2 separate regions of the Mus musculus genome follow, and region 1 is linked to region 2. Evidence: chromatin loops called from intact Hi-C (ENCODE). Cell type or tissue: heart. All regions are shown on one strand.

Region 1 (5,000 bases), 1.1 Mb before region 2:
CACAACTAACCATACCCCCCTACTAACGCTCCAGGCTTTGGCAGAAGGCTGGATTGTACAGCATTCGTGGCAAAGAGCAATCAGGCATTGCAAGGCCGGCAGTTCACATTGAGCTGTCGCCTGTGTTCTGGCTCAGGTCGGCTCCCAGAGTAACTTGCCTTCTTCCTTATCTTACAGACGTCGTCTCCCATCCTTCAGACGCCAGCTCCTATAGGAGGGGGAGAAAGAAGCGCGTGCCTTACACTAAGGTGCAGTTGAAAGAACTCGAACGGGAATACGCTACGAACAAATTCATTACCAAGGACAAACGGAGGAGGATATCAGCCACGACAAACCTCTCTGAGAGGCAGGTCACAATCTGGTTCCAGAACAGGAGGGTCAAAGAGAAAAAAGTCATCAATAAACTCAAGACCACTAGTTAATGGATTAAAAGGTGGAGCAGAGGGCAGCTTGAAGAAACGCTTAAGGATTTGTTTCTTTGCCCAGATAATAATAATGCATCATACTAACTGAAGAATTGGATAGAGAGACGCTGACGTTTGCTCTCCTAAGGGGACTCTCTCTTCCATGGAATCTACAATTAAAACAAAACCTTAAGGAATGGTAAAGACTGCCAGGTTTCCCGACAACCCCACCACAGCGTTAAGTGACAAACTCTAGAGTCAACTCATCAGCCCCTAAAACACACAATTTCAGATAAATTATGAATTTTCTCAAATCTTGTAAGTATTTATGTGACCATTATATTTTAGGACACTGTGTTAGATGGTAATCTGAAAACTGGTTACAGAAACAAAGGCTGTTTCCACGCAGCTGGTCCAGCACCCTCCCCTTTGCATGTTAAGTGCCTGCTCAGGTAAACCTTATTGAAATCCCTGCCATTGTTCCTTCTGGAAATGTTTCAGGTAGAGGCTTAGAAGGGGGAAAGGCACTGAATTGTTTATTTGAACTATTGCTAAAAAGGGAGATGAGAGGAGAGAGAACGCTCATCCAAGGATCTATTGTTTTGATAGTAAATCTGGCCAGCTAAACCCTTGAGGTTACAAGAGAACCCTGGGTGGGTAAGGAGCTTCTGGAAATACCTTTCAATTGCTTACAACAAACATGGTGGATTAACCAACACTGTCAAAGGATTTTTCCACAGGATTTGTTGTAATTTTTGAAGTGTTTAAATCTCACCAAATAATACGAAGAATTCACTTTATGCCCCTTCTCCTGGAAGGTCCCACCCTAGTATGGATTTCTCCTAAAACATACTCTTTCTTTAAATTTTTTAAATTGGCATTTTCCAATACTTGTTAAACATTTTGCTAGGGACATCATTTTCCTTTTTTACTTAGAAAAAAAAACCTCAAAATGGAAACCCGTTCTCCCAAAATATTTAGATGTCTGCATTCTATATTTTAATTTACTAAAGGATTAGTATTTTTTTTTTCTTGTTTACTGTGTTAGGAGACTGCAGTAGAAAGTTTAGGGACTCATCGTCACAGCACATTTTAAATCAAGCAGTAATTTCAGTTCACACATTCGTTCTGTTCATATTCACTGTAAATGCTATCTTGTAAATAAAGACATTCAGCACACTGTGAAAATGTATTTGTGCACCTGCTTTTTAAATACTTCCACTAAAAATGAAAAATTAGATCTGTAGATAGTGGTATTAGCTCTGTTAATGAAATAATCACTGCCATTAAAATCTGAAGGAAACACTCCGAGTTACTTTTCTACGCGGAACTTGAACTGCACAAAAACTAAACAAGCAGGTTTGTTTTACACAAGCCAAGGACCAGTCTTTTATTATTATTATTGTTCAGGTTTTTCTAAATTTTTTATGAGAAGAGGAAAAAAATCTCACATAACTAAAAGCTCACAACTGAAAAGGTTTCGAGGAGATGAAAGTGTTAGGTGTTCTGAAAGGGAGAGAAAGGAAAGGAGGGAGGGAGAGAGAGGAGGTTCCCAGACTCCCTGTGGCAAATGAAAACCAGTTGTTGAGTATCAGCAATGCCTAGACTGTCGTATTTTAAAATCTGCTCTTAAGTCTGCATGTGACTGAAAGGACAGGTTTTTGGTATTTGTTGAAATGACAGGACTAGGAAAGGCCTTAAACCTTGACCTTGACGAAAAAAGACAATTTGTGACCTTGACTTTTGACAGCTCATGAATTGGTCTCAGCCAGATTCGTAGATCAAGGGCGCCACCTCGTGTTGACAAGCTTCCTTGACGTTCTTCAGCTTCAAGGGAACTGAGCTCTGACTTGACTTGTTTTAAAGGTTTAGTAGTCATATTTTTTTTTTTTGCTCCAAAAGGAGAATATTTGAATATATGTAAATTATACATGTGCTTGTATATATGTGAATATAATATATGTTTATACATGTATTTGCATATCAGTGTTTGTGTGCTTGTGTACATAATTGTAGAATTTGTACAGATATTATTAATTGCTGACGAGTGAAGATACTGTAATTTAAGCCGATTTCTAGACTTGGGGTACAAAATGCTCCTTATGCGGTGAATTTTGCTTCCTTTCTTTAATGGCCAACTTTAATCTGTCCTCACAGCAGCTCGCCGTGCATCAGATTTCTACAGATCTGTTTTAAAGCTGTACATGTTTGTTACAGTCCAAGACGTGTTCTTAAATAACCATTCACTCCCAGCCCTCACCCTCCAAGGTGGTCTGTGACCTTAATTAGAATTATCTGGGAATCTTTACGGCAAATTAAAAAGTCTCACATACCTTCCTAACTCTAGAGTTCTAGAGTTACATTTCAGAAATTCAAAGCAATCCACCTCTCTAAGAAGTCAGTAGGAGAACTTAAATATTTCATCTACAAAATGATCACAATACGGACACAGAAGAAAACTATTCTAGACAGCTCAGAGCTGATTGTTGCCCCATAATGGTGTGCAATCTTATATTGATACTTGCACACCATTTGTTTTGTAGAAGAAATAAATATACTTAATATCAACAACCACTATCAAAACTATATTAACAACCAGTATTATAGCTATTGTTTATTGGCCCCCAACAGCACAGGAGATATTGTGTTCAGAGTCATAAATTATACAATATGTTTATGTATTTAATATACAAGTGGGATAATGTGGGGTTTTGTTTTTGTTTTTTGTTTTTGCCAAATCCTTTGTGCGTGCACACATACACACACATATTAAAATGTTGAAGGAACCAGTAGCTTTGGAATTTGGGTTTTCAGCTGCAGATTAATTTTACCTTTATGTCAGGAGACAATAATAGTGAATGGGAGAACTGAATTTATCATTTGTTGGAAAATATTGGCTTGTTACAATCCCAGATGATGGAAACATCTCCTGCCTTTCTTGAAGACTTACAAAGACTTGAAAACAAGAGCTTCTTTATGTCTTTCTAGATGAAGAATTATGGGGGAAAAGATGTAAAGCTGCTTAAACAAACAAAAAAAATGGCCCTGAAATATACATGTCAGATGATCTTGTAAAGAGTAATCTTTTTGCTACCCTGAGGATTGCCAACCATCTGTGGAAACATATGAAGATAACTGCTTCAGACTCAGCACCCAGCACCTTGTGTTACAGCATCATTTCCAAATGAACTACCATCCAGCAACATTAATGGCATCTCCAAAATGTTTAAAATATTGGAAATTCCCCTCCAAGTTGGTTCAAACACTGTTTGTGAACTGCTCCAAATAGGACTCTTCTGGAGATAGGAGATATTTTTCTTTAGATGTAAGACATCTTCTGAACCTACGGCCTAGGGAAGAGCTAACAGCAGCTCTGCAGATGGAATACTGCCCCTTTGGAAAGTCACCACTACTGCAGTTCTGGGTAAAGTCTCTCTCTCTCTCTCTCTCTCTCTCTCTCTCTCTCTCTCTCTCTCTCTCTCTCTCCCTCCCTCCCTCCCTCCCTCCCTCCCTCCCTCCCTCCTTCCTTCCCTCCCTCCCTCCCCAGAAGATGTCAGGGTGCCCCTCCCTTTAGTTCTGACATGGTTGTTGACAGTGCCAATCTCAGATAACTCCCTTCTTATTTAAAATAGACATGGCATGGATTTACAGATTAGTTGAGGTGGTTATGGATTATAATCACTTCTTAGATATTTTTATTTTTTTATTTTATTATTGTTGTTGATGGTGGTGTTTTATTTTGTTTTCTGAGATACAGTTTCTTTGTCCTGGAACTCACTCTGTAGACCAGGATGGTCTCGAACTCAGAAATTCACCTGCCTGGTCTCCAGAGTGCTGGGGTTAATGGAATATGCTACCATGACTGGAGACTTCTTTATTTTTAAATAGTAACCAGCCTAAAACTTTTTGAACAAGACAGTCAGGAGAACATTGGCCTCCTCCTGAAAAACAAAACAAAAAATAAACAAAAAACGCCAACAAAAACTCCTAAAAGCACAGGAATAATAACGCAGACACTGGTCCATGAATAATGATGTTGAAAATATCATTCAAGTATTTTTTCTAAAAAGGAAACTTTCTGAATAAAAATTATAAACATGGAACTTGAAAAAACGACCTTTTCCATCTGCTCCCAATACTGTCAGATTTATTAAGTAACTTTAAGTGGACGGTTGTAAAACGTCACTATGCATTTCACTAAGTATTTATGCCTGATGCCGAACTGAGGCCAATGGTTGTTTTTTGTTTTGTTTTGTTTTGGTTTTTTTTAATTAATGTACGATTTCAAAATCAAACGAACTTAGAGACAAAGGGGGAAAATATCATTTAAAAATACTCAACTTAATTTAAATGTTTTGCTAGAGATTCCCCGGAAGGCAGTGAAATTCAGCTGAGTAGATGTATTTGTATACGAATAATAGCCAGATCATAGATAAGTACAGAGTGCTCGATGCTGAGTGTTTGGGTGGGTGAAGGTGCAGCATCTCTTTTCCTCTCAGTGAATCCCTGGGTTAGGAGCTGTGAGGAACGTTGCCCTGGAGCACTAATCCCCTGATGGGGGTCCATAGGCGCCCTTCTGGGCTTGTGAACCTCTAC
Region 2 (5,000 bases):
CTTGTTTGATGATATTCTTAATCACATATCCTTCGTCGTTTGCTGGTGTTCTCAGGTGCTGTTAATAAAAACCAGTATTCCTAAAAGCACAAATAGATTGGAAGCAGATGTTGTTAGTAAAAACGGAATTGGCAAAAGGAAAAAAGTTTGCAATTTAAAAACGGACTAATGTCTTTAATGTGCGAGTTTGCTGTGACTATGCGTTCCTGAAGGATGTGAAGCCCAGGGAAAGAGTTCAGAAAAATGTCTGAAAGAACAGTGCTGGAATTGCTGGCCGAGGTTGTAGGAGATAAACTAAACATGAAGAGTAGCCTCAAATCAGCCTGTGCTAAATTGTAACATAAAATATGACTTTAAACAAATCTTAAAAATACAAAAAGGTAAATTAATTTGGAGCATATTTCACTTTTAAGCAGAGTTCTAATTACATTTGTAAATGCATATTCCTTTTCCACATGTCAGGTATACATAATAATATTTCATAATTCTGTGTTTAAAACATGCAAATGTGACATCAGGAATTATCTATAGCCCCATTATCATTATAGTTTATTCAATTTTTTGTTTTTTTGTTTTCAAATGGCTATTTTGTGAGCATTTATTTCTTTATAATAAAATGAAGCTTTTCAAATATAGGTGTATTAAAACTGAATTTTTACAAAATCAAGTTATAGTGAAAATGGGAAAAAAAAAAGGAGAAATCTCAGCTTGGGAAAGTGAACTCTTCTTTATGATGTCATTCTTAATTTTGTAATGAAAGGAAACCAAGGGAAGTTTCTCCGAGAAGCCCTTAGAGAAAGGTAGGAAGGAGACTCCCATCGCCCAGGTCCAGTTGGAGTTGTGAGAACGCCTTGGGGTCCCTTCCGTGCCATTTAGCATCTCTGAACTTAAAAAAAAAATAGAAATACATATTAGTTCACCAGCAGAACGACTTTGTTCACAAAAGCAAAACCCTCCCCTAAACAAAACCACAAGCATCGTTCTTGGATTAAATAACTCTTCCCCTCGGTTTCTAAAATCCGTAGCTCCTGGAACCAGCACCGCCTCACCCACAGCCAGCTTCATAAACCGGCGAACATAAATATAAATATAAGTTTTTGTCATGAGGTCATAAAATTAACTGTAACTACTAAGACTCGCGTGTACAAAGGCGCCAGAGTTTTATTACTCTGCCTTACCTAGAGTTCAGTTTCAAATAACAATTTTGACAAATTATCAACTGACATCATGTTTCTTGAATGGAGGCGGATGTGCATGATTAATTACCTGTAATATTATAGACATTAATGCGCACTTCAACATTTAATCACTGGAATATTTGTGGATATAATATCATGTAGGAGGCATAAAACAACGCAACCACTTACTTTCAAGACTGAAATATACGACTGGAGTTAAATGTCATCAATGAACTGATGTAAATCCAGGGGCAGTTATTAAAACAGTTTTTCTTAATTTTATTACACATCAGAAAATGTTTTAAAGAAAAAAAATTGGCTCACACTAACCCCACGTGAAACTTCTCTTTTTCCCTAATTCCCCTAAACTCATTCTTCCGGAGCTGACCAGGTTTCCACTTTTGGAAGCTACTGGCCTCAGCAATCATTCCTGTGTGAAAAAGTGTCTACCAAACAGGGAATAAAGAGAATTTTAAAAGGGGGGTGGCTAGGTGGGAGGGGAGACTATTTTAGTTTTGTTATGATTTTTATTTTTTTGCCAAGAGAAATAGAATCTTTCCCGTTTTACTTTATTATTATTATTATTATTATTATTAATTAATTAATTAACAAGCCTCATTGACCATGTAGTCTTTAAAGTGTAGTCGACACTGAGCATCGAACACTCCCATACTTGAGTTCAAGCAGATGAGCTACGTGTGATAATTTTGTTTCTAAAAGTTGAAGAAATGTTACCGAAATGACAGATGGTATTTTTAAAATTCAGGGTCCCGATTACCTGTCCATTCATTCGTTTTTTCCAAGTGTTTGCCACCCGGTACTTTAACAGTATCGAAAAGGTAGGTTTTATGTTTAGTTCATAAGAAAAAAAGGAAACACACTTCTCAAGAACAATTTTTATTTTACAACGCCAATCGAATATCCTTGGGGCCTTTTCCCTTTGGAAAGAATTTTAACACTTGCCTCATTGACAAACAATCCACGGAGTGGTTAGTCTGAAAGAAAGTTCTGTCTCTCTTTGGTTTTTACACTCTACTACTCAATTCAAGTCTTTGAAAATTGTCGGAGCAAGGAATCCATAGTAAAACAACCACGAATTTTAATAAAGAGAAACTTCTTATAAAGATTGCTCCCACACAGGACTAGCTGCAGTAGAGTACATTAAGATTGAAAGGAAATTAATTCGGAGGGTGTGTGGGTAATATGTATTTCATGGCACAACCCTGAACGATTTATTAAAGAAAACGAAAACATGAGTTTAGGAATATATAATTCCCTTAAGAGGATGCATTATAAAGATTTTTTTTTTTTTTTTTTTTGGTTCGGAAAAGCAATCCTTCCCTTTAGGATCGCGGAGCAAGTTGGGCGAGGCTGCCAGGACCCGCCCACAACCCCGCCCCCCGCACCCCTCCCACAGCGACGCGAGTTCTCCAGTTACGAAGGGAACTCCCGTTTTTATGCAAAATAGCACGCGCGACAATTATTAACCTAGCCAATGAGCAAGCAGCATCCCGCCCTAAAGAAGGTGGAGCCAGGGACCCCAAGCGACGCCGCGCCGTGCCCGCCTCGTGTTTCTTCAGAGGCGGGCGCTGGGCGGAGAAACAACCAGGCAACGTTATTTACATGCAGCCACACTATTGGCTGGAGCTGCTACGAGGGGGAGGAGTGGCGGGAGAGTGCTGGAGGCGGGGGGGGGGGGAGGGGCGTGGCGAGAAGGGAGGGGCGAGGAGGGGGGAAAAAGGAAAGGTCCAAAGTGAAGTTCAAGGATTGGTCTAGCAACGATGACGCAAGAAAGGCATAATTAGCAAATGAGAGCACTGAATTAATGCCCCTCCCTCTAGTTCCACCCAGTAATGAACAATCCAATGAATGATGAGCCTGTGCAGAAAATTCTTTGGATATTTAAATCACAAATCTCGAACTCTATTTAAATATTTATGAGGAGGAGGGGAGGTATAGAATGTCTTCAGGAAGCGTTTCTGATTGGCTGGTTTTCCCAAGGGTGTGTTAGTCGTCCGGAAAGTGCGAGCGGGAACCCCGATCAACTACATTATTGATTATTGTGTTTCTGGCTTTATTTTGCCTTCCTCCCACCTAGTCTTCCTCTGTAATTTGTTGCATGTGTAGTTCAAGTGGCCCAGCTTTGTCGTGATTGCGCTGTTGGTATATTTTCTTTTTCGTAACTCAAGCTCTATTTTCACCGATTTTTAAAACGCAAAGATCTGGGACAGATGGAAACAATTAGAAGCTCCGCTCTGTGGACGTGTATAATCTTATTAGTTTAATGGGTCACAGGGCGCGGGACCTATTTCCTATGGATCAAAGTGAAAACAAACACGGTTAATATCCCATTTTGTTTTAGAACCAAATCGGATCGGGTTCCCTCTGTCGGTCGTGGTAATGACAATATTTAGAGAACTTAGGTTGCCTTGAAGTTTAGGAGGAAATGGAGCCATTGAAATATTCTGTTTTTAAAACTCATTAATATTACCACCAGGTAGCCGGCTGCAAGTTTTCTGAGCATTCTTGAGTTTATCACAGTAGCATGGCTATTAAGGATTTGCGTGTTGCTTGTTTTGATCTATTGCCTTAATGAAGTGAAAAATCCTGCAAAGTTCCCTGCTAATTATACTGCCTTCTCAGGTTCCTCTATTTCGGCTCAGTGTGAACATTGGAGTGCTTGGTGTAATTTTCAACTACAGTTTCTCTTAATAATTTCCTTTTTTCTGTGGATGGTGAGAACAGACCTTTTGTTTATTTACTTATTTATTTTATTCTTAGAATTTACTTGATTATTTGAAGACGGGGTTTCCCTGTATAGTTCAGGCTAATCTCCAATTCTTGATCCTTCTGTTCCATGCACCCCAGAACTGGAATCTCACAGGCATGCACCACACCTGGCCAGACTTGCAGTGTTATCTCTATTATTAAAATTAGTGATTCAACAACGTGCACCCAAAATTTAGTATTCCATTTGCTAGCATTCAGACTCCTGAGCATCAGTGGGCCCCGGATCAGAATCAAACTGTAAGGAAACTGTTTTCACATTTTGAATCGTGTGTGGTTGTGTTATTCTGAGGCAAAAATATAATCTAAGCTGTAGGTACAGGGTGGGCCAGGTCTTCTCTTCTTAGAAAAGACCTTCTCTTTAAGGCCTTCTCCCCTGCAGTAACTTCTCACCCTAATAAATTAAATGTGGCCACCGTGTGGTCCATTAGCTTGAAGTGTGAGGTGATGGCTCCTGTCAGAGGTGGCTGGCCCACTACAAACCCTTAAATATTCCTACAGATAATAAATATCTGCTCAAGGAACGGATGTAAATAATAGGTTCCTATTCCTTTAAAAGAAAAGAAAAAAAAAAAAAAACCAAACCTTTGTACCACAGCAATGAATAAAGGCACCTCAGAGCTGAGTCCCCTCAAAATGGAGAACCAGATCTTGAGAATTCTTGATCCAAGTGCAGGCCTCTGGCTCAGCAGGAACCTGAGCCAAAGTGTGAAACTCGCCCAGGTCTTCAGGAATGTAAACACATTTACATTTTTGTTTTGACGTTTACATTTACTTTAAATGTAAAAAGAAAAAGTCACATTTTTTTTTTTTTGGTTTGGATAGACCAGGATCCTCCCAAAAGAGCACTGGTTGTTAGTGAATCATTTTAATTCCAAAGAATATTTACCAGCAATTGGCCATGCAGGGCTGGGATTGAACAAACAAACCAAGAAACCAAGAAACCCGATGGTTTTCTGCAAGCCTGCACGCCGGGCTCAGGGGTTTCTGGGTCTTGGCTCTCCAGGCTTCTTAGCAGCCTTCACACCTGACCCA

What was found. Hi-C counts contacts between places; a loop is a spot of excess contacts. Peaks named below come from ENCODE experiments on the same cell type or tissue, not always from the same donor. Only the 100,000 strongest peaks of a DNase experiment are listed, where the experiment ranks them.
Region 1: it touches region 2 in a loop (4-fold over the local background); 7 of 42 quality-filtered maps call a loop at or near these places.

Annotation. Positions count from the first base shown.
Region 1 is chr6:52,254,326-52,259,325 of GRCm38, reverse strand. Hoxa13 (homeobox A13) reads left to right here. Exons shown (of 5, transcript NM_008264.1): 5 at 178-473. The coding sequence ends at 422. Among named protein-coding and RNA genes, the nearest start is that of Hoxa13, 4.1 kb to the left of the region's middle. In heart, a CTCF peak has its summit at 2,201 (motif pointing left); a DNase peak (open chromatin) is centred at 2,195; H3K27me3 peaks cover 2,964 bases.
Region 2 is chr6:51,176,391-51,181,390 of GRCm38, reverse strand. No RefSeq gene overlaps it. Among named protein-coding and RNA genes, the nearest start is that of Gm32328, 12 kb to the right of the region's middle. In heart, no CTCF peak of the experiment used is centred here; a DNase peak (open chromatin) is centred at 2,740; H3K4me3 peaks cover 1,208 bases; H3K27me3 peaks cover 1,200 bases.